Linked DNA regions of Homo sapiens: region 1 is linked to region 2. A link is a loop called in an ENCODE intact Hi-C map of the cell type or tissue named here. Cell type or tissue: endothelial cell of umbilical vein. All regions are shown on one strand. Links, peaks and the distances in the headings refer to the core of each region. The heading gives the core; the rest is flanking DNA.

What was found. A loop is a pair of places that touch in the nucleus more often than their neighbours do. Peaks named below come from ENCODE experiments on the same cell type or tissue, not always from the same donor. Only the 100,000 strongest peaks of a DNase experiment are listed, where the experiment ranks them.
Region 1: it touches region 2 in a loop (5-fold over the local background); 1 of 110 quality-filtered maps calls a loop at or near these places.

What each region holds. Positions count from the first base shown.
Region 1 is chr4:143,528,945-143,535,674 of GRCh38, reverse strand. It overlaps SMARCA5 (SNF2 related chromatin remodeling ATPase 5), which reads right to left. Exons shown (of 24, transcript NM_003601.4): 9 at 5,149-5,217; 10 at 711-820. Among named protein-coding and RNA genes, the nearest start is that of SMARCA5-AS1, 17 kb to the right of the region's middle. In endothelial cell of umbilical vein, for the core only: CTCF peaks have their summits at 3,887 and 4,090 (motif pointing left); DNase peaks (open chromatin) are centred at 3,624 and 4,104; H3K27ac peaks cover 1,530 bases.
Region 2 is chr4:143,581,635-143,590,332 of GRCh38, reverse strand. It overlaps FREM3 (FRAS1 related extracellular matrix 3), which reads left to right. Exons shown (of 8, transcript NM_001168235.2): 7 at 4,340-4,489. Among named protein-coding and RNA genes, the nearest start is that of SMARCA5-AS1, 71 kb to the right of the region's middle. In endothelial cell of umbilical vein, for the core only: no CTCF peak of the experiment used is centred there; a DNase peak (open chromatin) is centred at 4,052; H3K27ac peaks cover 2,027 bases.

The DNA of each region.
Region 1 (6,730 bases), core at 2,357-6,356, 55 kb after region 2:
AAAAAAGATTTGTCTTTCCTTAGCATTGACTCATCTTAGTTCTGTTTTAGAGCCATCCAAGGTAAGCCTAATATCTGCTACCCTTTCAGAAGTTTTTGAGGACATTTAGGACCAACCACCTTCTACAGATAACCTCTTACCCAGATAACATGCCCAGTTCTCTATATGATATTAAGTCCTTTAACCAAACAACTCTGGCCTCTTGCAAATACTTATCAAAATTTAAGTATGCAGTTAAATATACATGAAATATGATGAGACCAGTAAAGAAAAGGGTAGCTATATTTATTTCCTCTCCTTTGAACACTACATTTACATTAAGGCCAACAGTATCTTTTTCTGCAGCTACTTTACACTGACCCAGTATTTATGAACTATAAGTGAACCATATATCTCCCACACTGTGCTATCACAGTTTCCTTTTTAAAAATCCCAAGTAGATGGTTTCATATGAACCCCGTTTAATTAAATCCCAATTTTAATTTTGGATTCATAAGCCTTCCATCCTGATTCTGTCATCTAACAGGTTCAAAACTTTCTATAACGAACTTAATGAGCAAGTCCTATACTACGTGACAAGAAAACTCTTTTCAGGTTGAGTTCAATCCAGCAAATTGGAATTCCATGAAGACACAAATTAGGAAAACAAAATACACATGAAATTTAGGGAAGAATCAATAGTGCTATCAAGTACATCTGAGAATACATACCATTCCCTTTGCATTTTGCTGAGGCCCACATAGATTTTTACTTCCTTCTTTGGAGGCAAACTCTTTTCAACATCAGCCTTAATTCGACGAAGGAGGAATGGACGCAAAACCTTAAAAAGGACAAAAATAAACAGGTAATACCAATATTACACATAAGGTCATATTTCAGCATCTTAGAATTGTATATAAAATACATGAAAAAGAAATTTCTCTGCGTGAGTATCAAGTGATTTCTTAGGACTTCTCCCTGCAAATACAGTCATATCTCAGTATCTGTGGGAGACTAGTTCCTGTCCCCTTCCCTTTGAATACCAAAATCCACAAATGCTCGAGTCCATTATAAAAAATGTAGTATTTGCATATAACCTACAAACATCCTCCCATATACTTTAAATCATCTCTAGATTACTTATAATAATAGTTAATGGAATGTAAATGCTATGTTAATAGTTGTTACACTATACCGTTTAGGGAATAATGACAAGGAAAAGGTCGGTATATTTAACACAGATGGAACCATCTATTTTATTTTTATCTTTTTTGGGGACAAATATTTCCAATCCATAGTTGATTGAATCTATGGATGTGGAACCTATGGATATGAAGGGCTAACTGTATATAATTTATTACTACTGGGTTCCTGAAGGGTAGTAATACAAGACCATTACTTATTCAATAAAGGCATACCTCAGAGATATTGTAGGCTCAGTTCCAGACTACCTCAATAAAGCAAGTCACATTTCCCAGTGCATCTAAGAGTTACATTTACACTATTAAGTGTGCAATAGCATTATGTCTAAAAAAAAAACAACGTACACACCTTATTTTAAAAGTACATTATTGCTTTAAAAATGTGATACATTATTTAAAGCAATACATTACTGCTTTAAAAACAGAGTAAACACATGCCGTTGGGAAAACGGTGTTTATTGATAGACTTCCTTGACACAGGGTTGCCACAAACCATCTATTTGTTTCGCAAAATAAATGTTTCTTAAAAATGCAGTATCTGTGAAGCACTGCAAAGGGTAATGAGATGTGCCTGTATATGTTTGAGTATATACTTGTTATACTACCATAAAATACTAAAAACAATAGTAAATTTTTAAAATGTTTTCAACAATTTGCTGCCTTTCAGGTCTAAAACTAGTTACTTGCATGCAGACTGTCTAACAGTGCCTAAGAATGGGCAAGGGTCGGGAGGCCGAGGCAGGCAGATCACAAGGTCAGGAAATCGAGACCATCCTGGCTAACATGGTGAAACCCCGTCTCTATTAAAAATACAAAAAATTAGCCAGGCGAGGTGGCAGGTACCTGTAGTCCCAGCTACTTGGGAGGCTGAGACAGGAGAATGGTGTGAACCCGGGAGGCGGAGCTTGCAGTGAGCCAAGATGGCGCCACTGCACTCCATCCTGGGCGACAGAGCTAGACTCCATCTCAAAAAAAAAAAAAAAAAAAAAAAAAAAGAATGGACAAGGGTCTCATTAAGATCTCCTTATGGTTAGTCTTTAAACTTAATGTACTAACTTAGGGAAAGAATATAAAAGTACACACTTCAATAAATCATGAGTGTACAGTTCTAGAAATTTTATTCAAGTACTGTAAAAGTACCCATGTTATTACCCAAATAGAACACTCTAGAAATCATTTTTGTGTCCCTTCCAATCACTATCCCCTCTTTTCCTTCCCAAGGGTAAGCAATATTCTTATTTTTAGACACCATAAATTAATTTTGCCTATCATTTTTAACTTTATATACATGGACTCACTCAATATGCACCCATTTATATCTGGTTTCTTTTATTAAACAATGAGACATTTCCATGTTATATGTAGTAGTAGTTCACTCATTTTCATAGAACAGTAAGTTTTAAAATTAACTACACAACTAAAGATACCCTTTTTTGTACCTCTGTTCTATTTACACTGGTTTTTAAAAATAGTGACTATATCACAAACCAAATTAGACATTAGTGGGAAAAATACCAGCAACACCTCTCTAACATCACCACGTAGAAAAGCTAGTTCAGCCCTAGTCAACAGGCGGCAGCAACTGCCAGATGTGTAAGTGAAGACCTTTAGCCCCACCGGTTCTCTTCTAGCATTGTCCAGCTAAATAAATGTAACTGGATAACCCCAAGTGTAATCCACAAAGAAACCATCCAGTCAACCCATAAATTCTGGGGTTGTTAATAAAATATAAACTATGAAGTGTTTTGGAGGTGGGGGAAATAAGGGGGTCTTAGTAACCCCTAAAGGGGGGTTAAGGTGTTTTTGGGGGGTGGAGGGAATAAGGGGTTCTTTTGCAGCATTAGATAACTAATACATCAAATAAGAGTTATCTCATTCCTAAGCGCATCCATACCGACTTCTAAACCCTCCTTTCATTATAAGACCACAGGTGCTACTGTAGAAACTTCAAAGTAAAGAGCAGGAGAAAGTAGAGAGGTAGCTACAAGACCTCTTCTCCCTGACTTCATAAGCATTTTCAAAATACCCTGTGAACAAAACAGAGTTACCAAATCTGGTTGATACTGCTGAATGGGTTGTTCATTTGCTTTACCTAGATGTACCTACGTATTTACTAAAGGAAAGCCAAGAGCAGAGGAATAAGGGGAAAAAAATGCATGAAAAAAAATCATGTTCTTCTGCCTCCTTTTCTACCCCCAAGATTACATATACACTCCACAATCCTTGGTCTAAGTAAATACAAAGAGAGTGCTTAGATGCATGAATGCCATCTGAATTGAAACAAAGGTAGCTAGGAAATTACTACCTTCAAATATTTAACAAAACTCTCAATATTTAAGAATTTTAAAGTACTTTATAATGAAATATTTGAACAATCATGAACTTAAATTTTTTTCCCTGTTCAAATATCCACTCTAACTAGGCATTGTGCCAGGTATACAAAGACAAATAAATCTGTGCTTCCTGCCTTTGTGCTTACAATCCAGTATGGAAAACACTTGTGAATCATCTCAATATCCTCTGCAAAGTCCTATAATATTAGGATGCTCAGATTGTTAAAGATGGAATACACAGAAGGGCACCTAGGCCAGCCTCAGCCTGGCTGGTTCAGTGGAGGTGATGTCGCTGAGTCTTGGACTAGGTATTAGTAAAGAGACCAGGAAAAAGGATTCTAGGTGTAGCAAAAATGATAAGCAAAAATAGATTAGAATTACCACAATGTTTACAGAAAACTGACAGTGGGGTCAGCAATCTATCAAATTAAAGCTCAATATATGAAGAAGTAAAACAGATGCCAAAGAATGTTAAAAAGGTTAGGTCATGGAGGGGCACAATTTTGTTCCCCAGGGGACATCTGCAATGTCTAGAGAAATTTTTGGTTGTCACAACTGGAGGAATGTTACTACTGCCATCTAGTGAGTAAAAGTATCAGGGATGCTATTAAACATGCTACAATACACAGGACAATCACGTTCTCCCCTCTCTCCTTACCCCTCTCAGATATACCCAGACCAAAATGTCAAAAGAGGCTGAGAATTCCTGAGTTAGGTCATTAAGGGCTTTATATAACATTCTTACAAGCTCCTGCTTTAACCTGCTTAGCAGGGTATTTTAATCTGGTGTCTGTTAGAGAAGTTTCTCTACCTACCAACTTTTACTTGTGAACCGTCACAGGAAGCTGTATGTAGAAACAAAGCTATACAGCAAGCAAAAACATACCAACTGTGCTCATAATGCAATATTAGCAGTTGTTTATACACAATGTAGCTAGATTTAAGAAAAAACAGATGGATCTTTAGCCCTTTCAAAAGTGAACCTGTTAGATTCTTCCATGGAATGTAAATTGAACTAAGCTTTAAAAACTTGTCTATTAAGGCCGGGCGTGGTGGCTCATGCCTGTAATCCCAACACTCTGGGAGGCCAAGGCAGGCAGGTTGATAACTTGAGTTCAGAAGTTCGAGATTAGCCTGGGCAACATGGTGAAACACTATCTCTACAAAAAATACAAAAATTAGCTGGGCATGGTGGCCAGAGCCTGTAGCCCCAGCTACTCTAGACGCTGAATGGGGAGAGACTGCTTGAGCCTGGGAGGCAGAGGTTTCAGTGAGCCAAGATCATGCCACTGCACTCCAGCCTGGACGACAAAGTGAGACTGTCTCAAAAACAACAACAAAAACTTGTCTATATTAATTATTATGCAATTCTTCTTCCCCCCACTGTATTTTGTATAACTGTAAGAGAATACTTTCTCCCTTAAGTCAGGATTCCATTCTAGGTTCTAACACTGAAACAACCACACATCACCCCCTACACTGATTGTAAGATGTAAGAGTTAAGTGTCAGAATTCAAGCAGATCTGATTCTTAAGCCATTGTGTTTTTTATTAACAGGAAAATAATCTACTAATTTAAACCTTTATCCTTTTTCCCATCATAAATATGCTTTAACACTACTCCAAAATACTTACCATATGAAGCCTCTCAACTAGTTTTTGATCCCCAAGGCAGTTGTTTGTATCAAACCAGGAATCAAAGTCCTAGATAAACAAACAAAAAATATACTCAGATCAGAGATAATATTAACAAATACCCTATAATACCAGATATAGAAATGATTTCTAGAATTAGTAATTTGAATTGTAACCCACAAAAAAAAATCACTTAGTCCAATCCTGGTTTTCATGTGTCATTGTTACTAATTTTAAAACAAGTAGTTCAGAAATCACACTACCTTCTAAACATTCTTCTCAAAAACATCAAAATAACAAGTTTCACAGTAAAAAGTTGGAGAGCAAGTTCTATAGGATTAGAAAATTAATATTCTTGTAAAGTATCTTTCAAGTTTCATAAAAGCTTGAAAATTAAAACATTTTATAGTTTGTTCTCTGAGACCATTCGCACTACTCAAATACAAGTTTACGAACAATGTCAATTTTAATCAAACTTACTAAATGAAATTGAAATTACCAGCATTTCATTAATATTTGGTTACGATTTCAACAAGGGCAGTTTCCCTAACCTCATCTCTTGAACATATGTATTATATATGTGCTTTGTTTTTGAGTAAACATAATCTTAGAATTCACTGCTTTAAAGTAAATGAAAGTGTCAATGTAGTGAGAAACAGGAATTATCTCAAAAACATCAAAATACATAAAATCGAAGCTAAAATTGCTTTTGGAGTCTGATTAAATATCTTTTTACAACACAATCTATTCTTTCAAAACAATCTTCAACAGAAAAAAAACAAAATTAATTAATACCTTTTTATAACTTAATTGTACAAAAATATACTAACATGGAGCTCTTCAAATCCCTCCAATACACATAAGACGCCAGCTATGCAAACAAAGCTTCAAAAATAAACACTGGTCCAGGCAAAAAAAACTGCAATTTCTAATAGCACAAACTCTTGACATAGTTATTATATTACTATTAACAGTTCAAATAGCTAATTAACCATTACTATCCTTTCTATGACTATAAATAATCCATAAAGATTAGGTTCTATTTGTTTGTTAGACTATAATATAAGAAAAGCCAGACAGATTTCACTAAATTTGACAGTCATCCTTGGGACTTAAAACATAAGCAATGTGAGGTATACAAATCACTTCAGGAATACCTTGAGCAGCACCTTAAAAACATAACCAGTCAACCTAGAGCCACTGAAACAAAGTCAGGCCAACCTGACTTACCAAATAGGAGTGACAATTTATGCCATTTCAGATAGAGAAAACAATGATTTAAAGAAGACTGAGGCCTGGTGTGGTGGCTCGTGCCTGTAATCCCAGCACTTTGGGAGGCTGAGGCAGGCAGATCGCTTGAGGCCAGGAGCTTGAGACCAGCCTGGACAACATGGCAAAACCTCATCTCTACAAAAAACACAGAAACTAGCCGGGCATGGTGGCACACACCTGTGATCTCAGCTATTCGGAAGGCTGAGGCACAAGAATCACCTGAATTCCGGAGGTGGAGGCTGCAGTGAGCCAAGATCACACCACTGCACTTCAGCATAGGTGACAGAGTGAGACTACGTCTCAAAAAAAA
Region 2 (8,698 bases), core at 1,843-5,842:
CATTCCCTTTGAAAACTGGCACAAGACAGGGATGCCCTCTCTCATCACTCCTATTCAACATAGTGTTGGAAGTTCTGGCCAGGGCAGTCAGGCAGGAGAAGGAAATAAAGGGTATTCAATTAGGAAAAGAGGAAGTCAAATTGTCCCTGTTTGCAGATGACATGATTGTATATCTAGAAAACCCCATCGTCTCAGCCCAAAATCTCCTTAAGCTGATAAGCAACTTCAGCAAAGTCTCAGGATACAAAATCAATGTGCAAAAATCACAAGCATTCTTATACACCAATAACAGACAGAGAGCCAAATCATGAGTGAACTCCCGTTCACAATTGCTTCAAAGACAATAAAATACCTAGGAATCCAACTTACAAGGGAGGTGAAGGACCTCTTCAAGGAGAACTACAAACCACTGCTCAAGGAAATAAAAGAGGATACAAAGAAATGGAAGAACATTCCATGCTCATGGGTAGGAAGAATCAATATTGTGAAAATGGCCATACTGCCCAAGGTAATTTACAGATTCAATGCCATCCCCATCAAGACACCAATGACTTTCTTCACAGAATTCGAAAAAACTACTTTAAAGTTCATATGGAACCAAAAAAGAGCCCACATCGCCAAGTCAATCCTAAGCCAAAAGAACAAAGCTGCAGGCATCACGCTACCTGACTTCAAACTATAATACAAGGCTACAGTAACCAAAACAGCATGGTAGTGGTACCAAAACAGAGATATAGACCAATGGAACAGAAGAGAGCCCTCAGAAATAATGCCACATATCTACAACTATCTGATCTTTGCCAAACCTGAGAAAAACAAGCAATGGGGAAAGGATTCCCTATTTAATAAATGGTGCTGGGAAAACTGGCTAGCCACATGTAGAAAGCTGAAACTGGATCCCTTCCTTACACCTTATACAAAAATTAATTCAAGATGGATTAAAGACTTACATGTTAGACCTGAAACCATAAAAACCCTAGAAAAAAACCTAGGCAATACCATTCAGGACATAGGCATGGGCAAGGACTTCATGTCTAAAACACCAAAAGCAATGGCAACAAAAGCCAAAATTGACAAATGGGATCTAATTAAACTAAAGAACTTCTGCACAGCAAAAGAAACCACCATCAGAGTGAACAGGCAACCTACAGAATGGGCGAAAATTTTTGCAACCTACTCATCTGACAAAGGGCTAATATCCAGAATCTACAGTGAACTCAAACAAATTTACAAGAAAAAAACAACCCCATCCACAAGTGGGCCAAGGACATGAACAGACACTTCTCAAAAGAAGACATTTATGCAGCCAAAAAACACATGAAAAAATGCTCATCATCACTGGCCATCAGAGAAATGCAAATCAAAACCACAATGAGATACCATCTCACACCAGTTAGAATGGTGATCATTAAAAAGTCAGGAAACGACAGGTGCTGGAGAGGATGTGGAGAAATAGGAACACTTTTACCCTGTTGGTGGGACTGTAAACTAGTTCAACCATTGTGGAAGTCAGTGTGGCGATTCCTCAGGGATCTAGAACTAGAAATACCATTTGACCCAGCCATCCCATTACTGGGTATATACCCAAAGGAATATAAATCATGCTGCTATAAAGACACATGCACACGTATGTTTATTGTGGCACTATTCACAATAGCAAAGACTTGGAACCAACCCAAATGTCCAACAATGATAGACTGGATTAAGAAAATGTGGCACATATACACCATGGAGTACTATGCAGCCATAAAAAATGATGAGTTCATGTCCATTGTAGGGACATCGATGAAGCTGGAAACCATCATTCTCAGCAAACTATCGCGAGGAGAAAAAACCAAACACTGCATGTTCTCACTCATAGGTGGGAATTGAACAATGAGAACACATGGACACAGGAAGGAGAACATCACACACTGGGGCCTGTTGTGGGGTGGGGGGATGGGGGAGGGATAGCATTAGGAGATATACCTAATGCTAAATGATGAGTTAATGGGTACAGCGTACCAACATGGCACATGTATACATATGTAACAAACCTGTACATTGTGCACATGTACCCTAAAACTTAAAGTATAATAATAATAAAAAAAACACAGGATAGCATGTTAGAATGGTAAATTTAACATTTTTGCATTTTAAAGAGGTGCTAAATCAAGAGAGGGGGCTCGAAGGAGACCATTTGGGCAGTATGATGTGTGCCACCTGCAATGTGGAGAACACAATGAACTGGGATCTGGCTCTGCCTGGAAAATCTGAATGTGGGAGATAAACTGGTTGGCTGCTTTGGTGGATGAACAAAAGAGAGGGACTGCATTGGGGTTAAGTGGTATTCCTGGAGTTTATCAAGGCAGAGGATGCAGGAAGGTTGCCATGGACCACATGTGAGCCATGCATACAAGAGTGAGCCAGAATGAACTTGTCCAAAGGTGCCATCTAGAGGGCTGAACAGAGGTACTTCCAAATGCTAAATAGGTTGAGGAATGATTAAGTGATCAGCCAGAATATATCTGTTTCATCCTCATCAAGAGAACTGCAGATAAGAGATACCCAACTGTGGGAGTGAGAGATCCCAAAGAACCTGCAGAAGTGCCCATGATAAACAGGATCAGCTTTTCTTCCATCTTCCAAAACCAAAGAGTACTGACATCCATGAAAGTGTTCAAGAAAGAACTTTCCTGCTACTCCTGCCTATCCTCCTTCTTTCCTGTCCCAACCGTGGAGGCATCAGAAACACCCATTAGCAATAATGAGGAGAAAGTTCTTGGTAAGAGAAGAAAGAATGGGATATGTGCATTACCCTGACCTGATCACTGTGCCATAAATATATCAAAACACCACTATGTACCCCATAAATACATACAATTACTACATGTTCATTAAAAAGAAAAGAAAGAATGACCCTACCACCCTTTTCTGAGTGCAGGCCACCTGCCTGCTGTATGCCTGAGGTGAGCAAATTGCAAGTGTATTCCATCACTACAGTTATAGAACTATTTGAAATGTTAGGGAAGCACAGAGTGAAGAATGATTATTTATTGAGGAAATAAATATGGCTTCCCAGAGAAGGCAACTCTTTATCAATAAAGTCTTAAAAAAATGAGTAGGCATTTGCCATATTGGCACATTCCAGCTCAGAGAACATCATCAACAAAGATGGAGGCTCACAAATGCATGCTGTGTTCAGTGTATTGGGAGCTGTTTGGCATAACCAGGACAGGAGAGGTCTTGCAGTTTTACTACTACTACTCCCTCAGCAGTTAAAAGATCTACTAAAATACATCTTGAAACAAATAATATTTACTAAATCTGATTCCTAGCCTCCAAAAATTTGAATTTAAATTCAGATACACTCCTGGTGCATTGCAATATATTTGCAAAGGTGTCATCTCCATAACTAATTTTCCGTTCAACAACCTCAAGGGGTTGTTCCTCCATGGTGAATCTGCTTCCTAATATTTACATTTTTTGCCTCCAGATGTCACAGCCAACAAAAGTATTCATCTCAAAATCTTTTTCATGACAGTACATATAGTAGGTATTGTTACAGCTAAGCCTTGTATATGCTTTAAATAATCACCTAAGTTCATAGCTACCTTTTAGAACAAGAGCGAACGGGGTATGGATAAGTGTATTTGCTTGGCCAAAGCAACATTCGCATTGTCAACCTCTTTCTCCTTTTAGAAGATGTACAATTCCCTTCTACCCACCGCTGAAGCCTGGTGTCTGTGCTGGTTGTTCTCCTTCAGCCTTCTTTTTCTATGGAGTCACTTCTTGGTCTCCTGGGGAAGCGCTTCTGGCATCTCAGCTAACAGGATCTCTCCTCCCCCTCATTCACTGCCCCAGGATTTCCATCTGTCCCTGTAATCAGCAAATGCCCTAAGAAAAGGCATAGCCATAGTGATCAAACTCAGAATTCTGGCTCAACTGTCCCTCCACAGGAAGAGCAATTTTCTCCCTGCCAAAAAAAGCCTCTCTAACTTCTCCACCATCTTTTCCCAAACAATAGTGGACTTGCCTGAGTTACAGCTGATTGGCCAATTTTCCCTAATAGGAAAATCTCTTCTATGTAATGGAAAGTTCTTAAAACAAAAAAATGAATAGCATCTCAACTGACTTCATCTCATGGCATTTCCTGGAGTCAAAGTCATGGTATGTGACTCTGATGTGGCTTTTTGTGTGTTTTTGTTTTTGTTCTCCCTGAGCTATATAAAAAAACAAGACCTATGGGATCTGTCATGTCTGACAATTATGACAAATGCCCAGGCTCACACAGGGCCAAAGGAGACAGTATACCAGGCAGGCTGAAGCATTCTTAGTGTATCTTTTTTTGCCTCTTTAGAACCTGTCCTGCACTTTGGGGATGCTGAATATCACGTCAATGAAAGTGCTCGCTACGTGGAGGTTTGTGTTTGGAGAAGAGGCACTGATCTTTCCCAACCATCATCCATCGCCGTGCGCTCCAGAAAGTCAGAGCAGGAGTCAGCAGAAGGTGAGAGGGCCACTTAAAGAATATATCATTATCATGATACATGTTTATGGTGGAGTCTAGTCTGTTAAGTGTAAGCATGCTTAGTCTTTGTTGATGGACTCTGAATGAAAGTTTCTCTGGCTTCAGCACGTAGATGGTTTGTATACATAATGACTTCTGCTGGTTACAAAATAAGTACATTATTCAAACAGCAGCCTTTATGATTCATTTATTACCCACTGGCTTGTCATGGGCTCACATTAATTTTTCCAAAGTTCAGAATATTTATAGATACCTAAAGCTGCTCATAAACAATATTTCAGATGAAATTACCCCCATAATGGCCAAGCAAGTCCCAACTCGTGGAAGAATCTCGTCACATATTAGACCTTTGAAGTGTAGGAGGTTTTCACTTCAGACTCAGGCATTTGCCTTAGCTTCAAACAGCATGTCTTCATGCCCTGCTCACCTTTGCATTTCCTGACATGGATGATCAAGGCCTAGCTGACAGCATGGCACAATTCTAGATATCATTTCCTCTAGAGTACCTGTCAGGTGCTTTATCAGAAAAAGAACAGGACCCAATAGGAAAAGAAAAGGACATTTCCATGTACATTGATGCCCACATTTTCTCATTTGCAGTTGTGACCTTTTGGTGTGGTGTTAGGTTGTTAATTTTATATCTTTCTAACTTTTTGATGTGAGCATTTAGCACTATAAACTTTCCTCTTAATACTGCTTTAGCTGTGTCCCAGAAGTTCTGGTATGTTGTATCTTTGTTCTCATTAGTTTCAAAAAAATTTCTTGGTTTCTGCCTTAATTACATTGTTTACCCAGAAGTCATTCAGGAGCAGGCTGTTTAATTTCCATGTAATTGTATGGTTTTGAGTGATCTTCATGGTATTGGTTTCTATTTTTATTGTTATATAATCTGAGAGTGTGGATGGTATACTTCTGAATTTTTTGAATTTGCTAATAATTTTTATGGCCAACGGTGTAGTCGATTTTAGAGTACGTGTATGTGCAGAAGAGAAGAATGTATATTCTGTTGGTTTTGGGTGGAGAGTGTTATAAATGTCTATTAGGTCCATTTGGTTAAGTGTCAAATTTGGGTCCCAAATATCTTCATTACTTTTCTGCCTTGATGGTCTGTCTAATACTGTCAATAGGGTGTTGAAGTCTCCCATTATTATTGTATGGTTATCTAAGTCTCTTCATAGGTCTTTAAGGACTTGTTTTATGAATGAGGATACTCCTCTGTTGGGCACATAAATATTCAGGATAGTTAAGTCTTCTTGTTGAATTAAACCCTTTACGATTATATAATGCCTGTCTTTGTCTTTTTTATCATTGCTGGCTTAAAGTCTGTTTTGTCTGAAATTAGAATAGCAACCCCTGCTTTTTTTGTTTTCCATTTGTTTGGTAGATTTTTTTTTTTTTTTTTTTTTTGAGACGGAGTCTCGCTCTGTCGCCCAGGCCGGACTGCGGACCGCAGTGGCGCAATCTCGGCTTACTGCAAGCTCCGCTTCCCGGGTTCACGCCATTCTCCTGCCTCAGCCTCCCGAGTAGCTGGGACCACAGGCGCCCGCCACCGCGCCCGGCTAATTTTTTGTATTTTTAGTAGAGACAGGGTTTCACCTTGTTAGCCAGGATGGTCTCGATCTCCTGACCTCATGATCCACCCGCCTCGGCCTCCCAAAGTGCTGGGATTACAGGCGTGAGCCACCGCGCCCAGCCTGTTTGGTAGATTTTTCTCCATCCCTTTACTTTGAACCTATGACTGTCATTGCATGTGAGATGGGTCTTTTGAAGACAGCATGTGGTTGGATCTTTCTTCTTTATCTAACTTGCAACTCTGTGGCCTTTTAATTGGGTCATTTAGCCTGTTTTCATTCAAGGTTAATATTTGATATGTGAGGATTTAATGCTGTCATCTTGTTGTTAGCGGTTTATTATGCAGACTCAATTGTGTAGTTGCTTTATAGTGTCAATGGTCTATGTACTTAAGTGTGTTTTTGTGGTGGCCATAATGGTCTTTCATTTCCATATTTAGTGCTCCTTTAAAAACCTCTTGTAAGGCAGGTCTGGTGGTAATGAATGCCCTTAACATTTGCTTGTCTGATGAAGATCTTATTTCTCCTTTTTTGATGAAGCTTAGTTTGGCTGGATATAAAATTCTTGGTTGAGATTCTTTTTTTTTTTTAATAATGCTTAATAAAGGCCCCTAATCTCTTCTGGCCTGTAGAGTTTCTGCTGAAAGATATGCTGTTAGCCTGATGAGGTTCTCTTTGCTGCCTTTCTCTTCTCTTTAGCTGCCTTTAATATTTTTTTCTTTCATGTCAACCTTGGAGAGTCTGATGACTATGTGTCTTAGGGATAGTTGTCTTATACAGTATCTTAAAGGGTTCTCTGCATTTCCTGAATTTGAATTTTGGCCTCTCTAGTGAAGTTGGGGAAATATGCATGGACAGTATCTTCAAATATATTTTCCAAGTTGTTTGGTTTCTCTCCCTGTCTTTCAGGGATGCCAATGAGTCGTAGATTTGGTCTCTTTACAGAATCCCGTATTTCTAAGAAGTTTTGCACATTCTTTTTTATTCTTTTCTCTTTATTTTTGATTCTGTTCATTCAGAGAACCTTTTTGCTATGAGATTCTTTCCTCAGCTTGGCCAATTCTGTTGTTAATACTTGCAATTGGCCCGGCACAGTGGCTCTCATCTGTAATCCTAGCACTTTTGGAGGCCTAGGCAGGTGGATTGCTTGAGTCCAATGTGGGCAACATGGCAAAACCCCATCTCTTCAAAAAATACAAAAAAATTAGCCCGGCATGGTGGTGTGCACCTGTAGTCCAAGCTAGTTGTAAGACTGAGGTGGGAAGAGCACCTGAGCCCAGGAGGTTGAGGCTGTGATGAGCCATACATTCCAGCCTGGGTGACAGAGTTCAAACCCATCTCAAAAAAAAAAAAGTAAATTAATTAATTTAAAAATAATAAATATTTTCAATCGTATTATGAAATTCTTGTAGTGTTTTCAGCTCTATCAGATCTGTTGGTTCTTTCTTCATTTCATCTTTCAGTTATTATATCATTTTATTATTATCCCTAGATTCCTTGGATTGGTTTTGACTTTCACCTGATTCTCGATGATCTTTATTCCTATCCATATTCTGAATTCTATGTCTGTTATTTCAGTCATTTCAGCCTGGTTAAGAACCATTGCTGGGGAACTAGTGCAGTCATTTGGAGGAAGGAAGACACTATAGCTTTTTGAATTGCCAGAGTTCTTACGCTAGTTCTTTCTCATCTGTATGGGCTGATATTCCTTTAACTGTGGTGTAATTTTAATATAGTCAATTGACTTTGTTTCTGGACGTTTTCAGAGGGCCAAGGCTTTGTTCAGGGTCTTCATATGTAGCTGAATTCTTGTCCTTGGTTTCACAGGGTGTTATATGCAAAGTATTTTTGGTTTTGAAGTTTGGGCTGTGATCTAGTAGATGGCGTGTAAGTGTAACGGCTGGTAGGCAGGCTCTTACTCAGCCACATGGCTCCTCTGTGCATTTGCAGCCATGTTCCCTCTCAGCACTCTAACAGTGTGGGTTCCTCTCTTACCTGAGTGCTGGCTGCAGATCTTGGCTTTGCACTCCTAAGCTATACACCGCAGCCTTGAGGCAAGCTCAGGCTTTACACTCCCTCTCCAGCTTGGGGGTGACGAGGACAGAGACCTTAGCAGTGGTAATGGCAAAGGGCTTTTGACTTGTCTCTTGGAGCTCCACCCCAGAGAAACACAGAGCCACTACAAATCAGAGTGGCTGCATTGTGAGCCCAAGCTTGGGGCACTGGGGAGGGCCTGCCTGGTGATGGGCAGGGAGTGCAGGAAGCTCACAGGGAGGACAGACTGGCCTCTTCTCCTTAGGGCAGCTAAGAGCTGGAGGTGTGAGTAAAGCACTCAGAATCTTTGTTCCTTTTCTTCTCTGGGGGCAGCAAGGGCAGTACCACTACAGTGGCAGTAACAAAGGAACTTTCAGTTGCCTCTGGGAGCTCCACCCCAGAGAAATGCAGAGCCACTGCCAATGGAAATGTTCAGCCAGGAGGTGGTGCAGCTGTGCTGTGGTCTTGAGCCAGGAGCCCTGTCTGGTGAAGAGCAGGGGGTTGGGGTCTCACAGGGAAGAGAGACTTGGCTCCTGTCCATATGGCAACTGGCACGGTAGAGGTGTGAGTAAAGCCCTCAGAC